Regions from separate parts of the Homo sapiens genome. Here region 1 is linked to region 2. The links are chromatin contacts, found by Hi-C or POLR2A ChIA-PET in ENCODE. All regions are on one chromosome and are shown on one strand. The core of a region is the stretch at or near the end of the contact, and the rest is flanking DNA. Distances in the headings are between cores, read along the strand shown. Region 1 overlaps SMG6 (SMG6 nonsense mediated mRNA decay factor). Region 2 overlaps SMG6 (SMG6 nonsense mediated mRNA decay factor).

Region 1 (4,412 bases), core at 1,303-3,802, 38 kb before region 2:
AATGCTGCAAATTAAAATAAGACATAACAATAGATACCGATTGTAAGTTGTATCTCTGTTTTGGAAATTTTTTCATATGAAAAAATATTTTATAGAATTAATATAATACAGTCTCAAATCAGGTGAGTAGTGTAGATAGAAATTAGTATGGATTGGAATAATAATAAAAATAGCTACCAAGTAACTGTAATGGTGTGCCAAATATTCTGTTAAACTATATGCATTATATAATTTTAATCTTTTTGGGAGCCATATGTTGTAAACATTTCCATTTTGCAAATAAGGAAACCTCTCTAGGTTAACGTGCTGTGTCATACCTAATAAATGCAAGACCGAATTCAGACTCAGGCACTGACCTTAGAACCTGCACCTCTAGCCATGCCAGGTGAATATAAGATAGGAGTTTTGAAGAATGGGTAGACGCTGGGGAGAGAGAGAAGCTAGCATTTTAAATGTATTTTGAAACAGTTATGGAAAACATTGAAAATGTACATGAAGTTGGAGAAAAAGTGAGAAAGCCTTTTGGATATTCTTTCTGCCTTTGTTTCAATGTTTTCCTTTTTCCTTCTTTCTGACCCACTTCCTTTTTCTTTACTTCTTCTTTTCCCTATTAATTGCTTATAAATAGACTTGCTGAATTTCTTGAATAATATCCATAAAATGTTCAACTCAGCTACTTATTTATTTTAAAAAATTATCAATAACAATGGCAACATCATTGATTAAGTACAGTTAAGTGTGAGACAGTGGACAACACTTTGTAAACCTGAGGATACTCCTCCATTGGGTATTATTACTCCCATTGTAATGTTGAGGATATAGGAACTCAGGAAGATTATTACATAATAATGTAATAATCTTGGAGTCTTTTGTCCAAAGTTTCCGAGTCAACTCCTGGATTAGCCAGTATTTGGACCAAGGTCTGTCTGGCTTGTAATTTCGTGATTTCATTATAGCATACTGACTCTCTGATAAGAACAGGAAATATAAAGTGAATTGAACATCATGCTTTTTCTAAGAACAAGATGTAATTTCTGTTTATATTTTAAGAGCCTGTTTATTCCTTTCTCTCCTTATGAGTACTTGGTTCTTGGAGCACCTCTGCATGTAAGATATAATACTGTGCAAGAAGAGATCTGTGATGTAATTGCAATGGCTTCTCCTGTGGATAGCATTTCTGATTTTGTTGTTGGGATTCCTCTCAGTTTGGGAGACAGGCTGGGAGAGATAGTAGGGTTTCCTGAGTCAGCTGCCTCTTGCTGGAGTTAGGACGAGAATTGGTTGACTGAATGTCTCTGGCCTCTTTCCACAGAGGAGGAAGCTTGACGCTGTCTATTACTATATGCGCAGTTTAGCTGCCAGCAACCCTATCCTGACTGCCAAGGAGAGTCTCATGAGCTTGTTTGAAGAGACCAAGCGGAAGGTGAGTGGGGATGTGGCAGAACCCTTCCTTCCTCGAATAGTGCATTTCCCTGAGTGTTGGTGTGCCCTAGCTCTGCGCACCGGCAGGATCGTAGCCAGTGAGGTTTATCCAAGGTGCAGTTATTGCTCAGTGTCTGTGTGTCCTCGGGGAATGACTCATAGTGTCCTTAAATGGTCCCATCAGACTGTGCTGGTGGGTAGTTGGTCAGCCCCTGTGCAGAACAAAACTGTGATCTTCAGGAGAGCTTTCAGGGGCCCTTGGATGTACATGTACGTGCTCTACAGCCTTCAGTCTACAGAATTAATAACTATATGAAACAAAGCAGATGACACTCTGCTACTTTGGGACTGTGGTACAGTATTTTTATTGTCAAATAAATACCGGTGAGGTGAGGCTTTTCTCTTTGTAAGCTGAGTCTCAGGAAAGTCTGAGCTCATGTGTGTTTTTTGTTTTTGAGACAGAGTTTCGCTCTTGTTGCCCAGACTGGAGTGCAGTGATGCGATCTTGGCTCACTGCAACCTCTGCCTCCCGGATTTAAGTGATTCTCATGCCTCAGCCTCCCGAGTAGCTAGGATTACAGATATGCGCCACCACACCCAGCTAATTTTGTATTTTTAGTAGAGACAGGGTTTCACTATGTTGGTCAGGCTGGTCTCAAACTCCTGACCTCAAGTGATCCGCCTGCCTCCGCATCTCTAAGTGCTGGGATTACAGGCGTGAGCCACCACACCAGGCCATGAGCTAATGTGTTTGTATGTTATATAGGCAGAACAGATGGAAAAGAAGCAACATGAGGAATTTGACCTGAGCCCTGACCAGTGGCGGAAAGGAAAGAAGTCTACTTTCCGGCATGTTGGAGATGACACCACTCGCCTGGAGATCTGGATTCATCCATCCCATCCACGGTCTTCCCAGGGCACTGAGTCTGGGAAGGATTCTGAGCAAGAGAATGGGCTGGGCAGCCTGAGTCCCAGTGATGTAAGTTCCTGAGAATGATGCAATGAGCCAAACTAGCTCAGTAAGCCTGGGTGCCCTGGTTCATACAGCTGTGAGGCACAGATACTTCCCACTGATTGCAAGGAAGACAAACCACTTGAGGCTCCCTGATGGTCTTTTCCCTTCTCATGTACGCTTCCTTTATCTTTATTATGTACTTCCCTCTCTCACCACTATGTGTCACTGCAGAATTTAGTAAAAGTAGGATTAGAATTTTTTTTTTTTTTTTTTTTTTTTTGCTGCTTTTTGTTCAGCGTCATCAACATGATGCTTTAGGATTCTATGTGGGATTTTGTACTTATCTTTTCCTCTTGGTTGACCTTATATTCCGAGAATGAACTAAAGTAGCATGGATAGGTTAGTTAGTCTGATTTGTGATGGGCTTTCTATGGGATATCCTCTTATAACTCTTGGGCGGGGACTTTTTCCTTTAAGCCAGGAGAAATGACAGTAGAAAAATCACAGGCTTGTTTAGAAGATTTCTCCTCTTCATTGACTCAGTAAGTAATTATCGACAGTGTGCCAGTCACTAAAGATAACAGTGAACAAGATCTCTTGCTGTCTCAGTGCATTCTAGTGGAGGACGCAAGAGACTTAACATTGTAATTACTTCTGTTTTTGGGGTGCACACCCAGTATATGAGAGCACATAGCCATGGGACCAAAGCAGCCATTGGTCAATTGAAGTATAAAGAACAAGTAGGAGTTAGCTTGAGAAGGAAAGGGAGGTGGTAAAGTGATTCCCAGGCAAAGGAAATAGCATATGCAAAGGGCTGAGGCTGGCTGGGGGAGAGAGAGCACGGTAGGTGGAAAACTGCAGTGGCTGGTTCGTTGCGCCTTAAGGGTAAAATTCACCCAGTGGGTGGTGTAAGCTGGGGCTAGATGTTGAAGGGTCATATGATAAATTATTTGACCTTTATCCTGAAAATAGTAGGAAGCTATTGGATGCTTTAAATAGGGGAATAACATCTGCTCTTCAGAAATAAACCCTGGCCGCTTTGTAAAATGTTTGGAGAAGAGTAAGACTAGAAATAGGAGACAAGGAGGGTGCTGCGGTAGTTCCAAGTGAGATATGAAAAAGACTTGAACCAAGAAATGGCTTTGGAGGTGGGAAGAAGTGAACAGACACAAGTCATATTATTACAGTAGAATCCAAAAGACTTGGTTGAACGTGGGGAGCTCAGGGAGAAGAAAGAGTCAAGGTCTGGTGTGGTGGCTCCCATCTGTAATCCCAGCACTTTGGGAGGCCAAGGCAGGAGGTTCGCTGGAGCCTAGGAATTCAGTACCAGCCTGGTCAACAAAACGAGGCTTCTGTCTCTGTAAAAAAATTTTCAAAATTGGCTGGGCATGGTGATGCGGGCCTCTAGTTCTAGCTACTCAGGAGTCTGAGGCAGGAGGATTGCTTGAGTCCAGGAGTTCAAGGATGTCATGAGCTATGATCCAGCGTAGGTGCCAGAGCAAGACCCTGTCTCAAAAAAGTCAAGAATGAGCCCAAGAGCGTCAAGGCTGCACCACTGCACTGCAGCCTGAGTGATGAGTGAGACTCTGCCTTCCAAAAAATAAATGAATACAATCAAAAACAGGGTCGGTCTCTGTTGCTCAGGCCAGAGTGCAGTGATGCGATCGAAATCCTGAGTTCCAGTGATTTTCCTGCCTCAGCCTCCTGAGTTGCTAGGACTACAGGCACATGCCACCACACCCAGCTAATTTTTTGTAGCGATGGAGACTTGCCCTGTTGCGCAGGCTGGTCTCAAACTCCTGGCCTCAAGCAGTCCTCCCGTGGCCTCCCAAAGATCTGGGATTACAGGCATGAGGTGTATCATGTCTGTCCCATTTTATTTCTAATTATACAAATAATAGATGAATATATTTTTGGTAAAAACTTTAAATTCTTGTAGGTAGACTACAACGTGGTAATTTGTTTTCTAAACTATTGATGAAACTATATATTTTTAGTTTGTACATCATCCTTGGGTAACTATTACCCTTAATTT
Region 2 (5,075 bases), core at 1,173-3,672:
CTTAACTTTTTATTTGAAATAACATCCTATCTGTGGAAAAGTTGTAAGAATAACACAAAAAACTCCCACATATTCTTCTCCCAGATTCTCCAGTTGCTTCATTTCACCACTTGCTTCATCATTTGTTAGGAGAGAATGTTAACAATTGAGTGTTTACAGGTCAAGCGAGCATTTAGATCCGTTGCCTAAGATCCCACCGCAGGTAAATGGCAGAGGTCTTTCATGGGAAGGTCCCTGTTTCTCACCATCTTCCTCTACTAGGAAATCTAGAGATCTGCATTCTGGCCAGGTTTCGCCACTAATGTTGGTGTAGCCATGGGCAATTTATTTTGCAGCTGTTCCTCACTCTTGTATTCTAGTGTTTTTGTGTTTTGTTTTGTTTTATTTTTTGAGACAGAGTTTCGCTCTTTGTTGTCCAGGCTGGAGTGCAATGGTATGATCTTGGCTCACTGCAACCTCTGCCTCCCGGGTTCAAGCGATTCTCCTGCCTCAGCCTCCCAAGTAGCTGGCATTACAGGCACCTGCCACCACACCCAGCTAATTTTTGTATTTTTAGTAGAGACGGGGTTTCACCGTGTTGGCCAGGCTGGTCTTGAACTCCTGACCTCAATTGATCCACCTGCCATGGCCTCCCAAAGTGCTGGGATTCCAGGCATGAGCCACTGCACCCGGCCTCTTCCATTCTGTTGATGGAACCCAGTGTCCCTGGCCCTGACTCACCTTGCTGTATAGACAGGTTATCTTCAATGAAATATTCTGAGCTTTTTATCTATAAATTAAATGAGTGTAACTCATTTAAAGCAAAAATAGAGTGAACATTCTATGCAGAGTTTGATGTTGATCATTGGTTAAGTGAGAATGTACCTCTTTTCCCACACTTGGCTTCCATATGAAATAGATGGAACTGCCATAGCTTGATTGATGTTCTGTTTTGTCAGAGGATTAAACAGGGACTTTCTCCTTGTGGGGCAGACTGCCCAGCGATACTGGACTCCTTGCCCTGACCACTGGGATCCTGGGGTCAAGATTCTTCACTTCTCTTCCTGGCTGGCTACAGAGCCCTGAATATACTGCTTCTAGGAGACCAGGGAAGATGACAAGGAGGTTTAGTTTTTAGATTGTTTCTACTTGCTTTGGATTTGAATTGAAATTTTTTTCCCTCCCTTGTTTTGCTGAGAAATAGTTTGGTTTCAATGGAAGTAGATTTTCTAGAACCTTGAACCACGATTGTAAATTGGTGGCTCATGGGCCAGATGTAGCTGGCAAATGTGTTTTTTGGCTTCTTTAATGCTTAAATTATTTTCATTAGTAGCCAACATGTAAAAGCCAGAGTATTTCACATAAAAATCCAGATTCAGCCAGGTGCAGTGACTCTCACCTCTGTGATCCCAGCACTTTGAGAGGCTGAGGCAGGAGGATTGCTTGAGCCCAGGATTTTGAGACCAGTCTGGGCAACGTATTGAGAACTCCTCTCTACAAAAAATTAAAAATTAGCTAGGTGTGGTGACACATACCTGTAGTCCCAGCTACTCAGGAGGCTGAGGCAGGAGGATCACTTGAGCCCAGGAGGTTGAGGTTGCAGTGAGCTGTGATCACACCACTGTGCTCCAGTCTGGGCGACAGAGTGAGACCCTGTCTCAAAACAACAAAACATGCTGGGTGCAGTGGCTCATGCCTGTAATCCCAGCACTTTGGGAGGCCAAAGCAGGTGGATCACTTGAGGCCAGGAGTTGGAGACCAGCCTGGCCGACATGGCAAAACCCCGTCTCTTCTAAAAATACAAAAATTAGCCGATTATGGGGGTGCATGCCTGTAATCCCAGCTACTTGAGTGGCTGAGACACGAGAATTGCTTGAACTGGGAGGTGGAGGTTGCAGTGAGCTGAAATCATACCACTGCACTCCAGCCTGGGTGACAGAGCAAGATTCTGTCTCAAAAAACAAAAACAAAAAAACCCAGATTGCAGTTTCCAGCTTGGGCCTACATAGAGGATTTGGCCAAAACTGGAGTGGAATAGTCATAGCTTGCTACTGTCTCCATCAGCATACTTCACGCCTAGCCCTTTAGACACTTGAATTTTCAACTCCAGACCTAGAACATGAACTCTAGTTTTTAAAGCTGGTGAAGTACAATTTGATGAGCTAGTTAGTGGTGGGTTACCTTGCTCTTGGTTGTCAAAGAGTCCTGCTTTCCTAGCTAGGTAGGTAGAAAAATAACCCAAATAGAACCAGGGCCTTCACTATTATCCTTGCTCCTGTTAGAGTTTCATTTCCATGATTATGGAGCCGGAGTGGCTCCTAGATCCTCAGAGAGCTGTGGGCACCTTTCTTTATATCCTGCTTATTAGGATTCACCGCCTCATCCCCTGCACACAGGTGCCACTGCCGGCAGAGGGTGCTGTCTGCTCACTGAGCCTGTTGTCATCTTGGCTCAGCTGAGCGGCAGCTGTTGGGCATGTGCCCTGGGTCTGTGAGAGTTTGGGCATGTCCATTTGGTTCCCATCCCTAGTGCCCACCCCTTAGACCCTGGCCAGGTTATTGTGTCACTGGGGACTCTGTTCAGTAACAGGAAACTGGGGAAAGTTTAATTGTTTTCTCCTCTCCCTTTTTCCCATGCAGCTGAACAAAAGGTTCATCCTCAGTTTTCTCCATGCCCATGGGAAGCTGTTTACCCGGATTGGGTAAGTGTGCAGGATGTTTATTTTATTTTCCTACATTACAAGTCATTTTGGAATTTAATATTGTTAGCAACTGGACTGTGTTTGTAACTGAGGGCACAGGGTGTGAATTCTTAGAGGCCTCCACCTTCTCTTCTCTTCCCTTCATCTTCTGTCCTACTGTGCTCATGAAATTTGGTAAATATTACTCTCTATCTCTCTTGTTTCTTCTTTCTCTACCTTTACTAAAACACTCCTTTAAATACAATCTTGTCCCAGCCCCCACCCCAGTCCCTCTGGGTTTCTCTTTCCTCTGCCTTCCGGCTTAGGTCCCTAGTGAGTGCCTCAGGGCAGTTGTGCTAAATCCCTGGGTGCAGCTGTCAGGGGGTCCTCCTTGGGAAGAATACTGTCCACTACTTTTCCATCAAAAATAAGAGTAACATTTTCTTTCTATATCCTTTTGACCCATATCCTTTCCTCCTATGCTCAGATTCCTTTGCCATATTGCTGATCTCATTAGATACCAAGCCTCTTACGGTTTCATCATCCACCATGGATTTCCATAGACATCTCAGGGAAGGTAGTGTGTGCAAAACTAACACTTGACTGCTTAAATTCCTGGAAACAGATCGAGTTTTGAGTATTCCTTTATTCCTTGGATGGATCCGAGTTCTTCCTCTCTGCATAAAACTAGTGATCCTAAGCCCAACGTAATGCCTACACGCCAGAGCAGATGGATGCCTGGTGCCTCTTTAGTATAGGATCTCCCTGAGTATAGGAGAGTGAAGAAAGTAGTAGGTGGCAGTGCCCCCAGACCAGTCTTCCACTAGACCAGTTTTCTACTGGATTCTAATATTTTCTGAGTTGGAAGTTGTATTGTGAGCTACCCTTTGGGGTGATTTGTTTTGAATTATGAATACCCCAGTTATTGTCAATGTTTCCCTTTCACTTCCCGTCATAACTTCGTAAGTTTATCTGTAATTCTCTAGAAGGCTTTTTTTTGAGACAGAGCCTTGCTCTCTTGCCCAGGCTGGAGTGCAGCGGCATGACTCGACTCTCTGCAACCTCTGCCCTCTGAGTTCAAGTGATTCTTCTGCCTCAGCCCCCCAAGTAGCTGGGATTACAGGCACATGCCACCGCGTCTGGCTAATTTTTGCATTTTTAGCAGAGATGGGGTTTCACCATATTGGCCAGGCTGGTCTTGAACTCCTGACCTCATGTGATCCACCTGCCTCGCCCTCCCAAAGTGCTGGGATTACAGCCGTGAACCACCACGCCCGGCCTAGAAGGCTCTCTTAGTGGAGGTAGGGGCTATGTCAGTTTCCACATACCGTTGTAGTTAACTTTTTTGAGAAGCGGAAAGGCTTGGTTCCACTGGAAGAAACTCTGCTCCACGGGCGGTGGACTAGAAAGTGTGCTTATTACATATTCATTTGGTATCAACCTGGGTAAGAATGATAGTGATGGTCATTGCAAGCATAGTTTGGATTTCAAAATGACTTGGGAAAATTGGACAAGGTACCAGTAGATGAATCTCTATCTGTAGACATAACAGGTGGAGACATTCACTTAGGCAAAGTAAACTAGATGCATCACTGGTCCCATCTCCTGCCTCCCACCTCCCCCGTCCTGCCACTGCCACTGCCACCAGTTTAAGTTCCACTCTGGCAGTTTTTGCCTCACTGTTGTGTTCCTAGAGCCTGGCATGTAGTATTTGTTGTACAAATGAATGAATTATAAAAAGACGGATGGATTGCTAAGCACTGCAGAGAAATATGTAGTATTCTAGTAGGTTACTGTAGACCCAAGACAATCACTAGTGAGTAATGTAAGGCTGTAGTTACAAGGTTGAAGGTGGATAAGATGATATCGGTATCATCTTAAAAATAACACATCCGAGTAGGAAATACCATTGTGCTACACTTAAAGTGACAGTTGATGGTACTCCTGCTTCTTTCTTATTCTTTTTTTTTTTTTTTTTTTTTTTTTTTTAAAGAGATGGAGCCTGTCTGTGTTACCCAGGCTGAAGTGCAGTGGCTATTCACAGGTGTGATCATACCGCACTATAGCCTTGAACTCGTGGCTCAGCCTCCCGTGTCACTGGGACTGCATGCTCACACCACCACAGATGGCTTATTTATCTTTTTTTTTTGAGACGAAGTCTCGCTCTGTCGCCCAGGCTGGAGTGCAGTGGCGCGATCTCCGCTCACTGCAAGCTCCGCCTCCCGGGTTCATGCCATTCTTCTGCCTCAGCCTCCCGAGTAGCTGGGACTACAGGTGCCTGCCACCATGCCCGACTAATTTTTTTTTTTTTTTTTTTTTTTTGTATCTTCAGTAGAGATGGGGTTTTACTACGTTAGCCAGGATGGTCTCGATCTCCTGACCTCGTGGTCCACCCGCCTCAGCCTCCCAAAGTGCT

What was found. Hi-C counts contacts between places; a loop is a spot of excess contacts on that map. ChIA-PET counts read pairs that join two places held with the same protein, here RNA polymerase II (POLR2A). Pooled maps may share reads with other maps.
Region 1: a map of CD8-positive, alpha-beta T cell shows a loop between it and region 2 (8-fold over the local background). The contact joins two enhancer-like sites. A Hi-C loop is called at or near these places in 20 of 168 maps with a recorded cell type or tissue (CD4-positive, alpha-beta T cell, CD4-positive, alpha-beta memory T cell, CD8-positive, alpha-beta T cell and 14 more), 24 of 37 single-sample maps with no recorded cell type and 29 of 50 pooled maps. POLR2A ChIA-PET finds 5 or more read pairs at or near these places in 17 of 52 experiments (AG04449, AG04450, BJ and 12 more).

Annotation. Positions count from the first base shown.
Region 1 is chr17:2,280,636-2,285,047 of GRCh38, reverse strand. SMG6 (SMG6 nonsense mediated mRNA decay factor) reads left to right here. Exons shown (of 19, transcript NM_017575.5): 7 at 1,313-1,423; 8 at 2,189-2,401. Among named protein-coding and RNA genes, the nearest start is that of SMG6, 21 kb to the left of the region's middle. Within about 2 kb of position 2,552, at least 2 of the 41 ENCODE cell types and tissues checked have a DNase peak (open chromatin) inside an H3K27ac peak, as active enhancers do.
Region 2 is chr17:2,242,263-2,247,337 of GRCh38, reverse strand. SMG6 (SMG6 nonsense mediated mRNA decay factor) reads left to right here. Exons shown (of 19, transcript NM_017575.5): 9 at 2,619-2,680. Among named protein-coding and RNA genes, the nearest start is that of SMG6, 59 kb to the left of the region's middle. RefSeq lists an enhancer at 2,302-2,351. Within about 2 kb of position 2,422, at least 22 of the 41 ENCODE cell types and tissues checked have a DNase peak (open chromatin) inside an H3K27ac peak, as active enhancers do.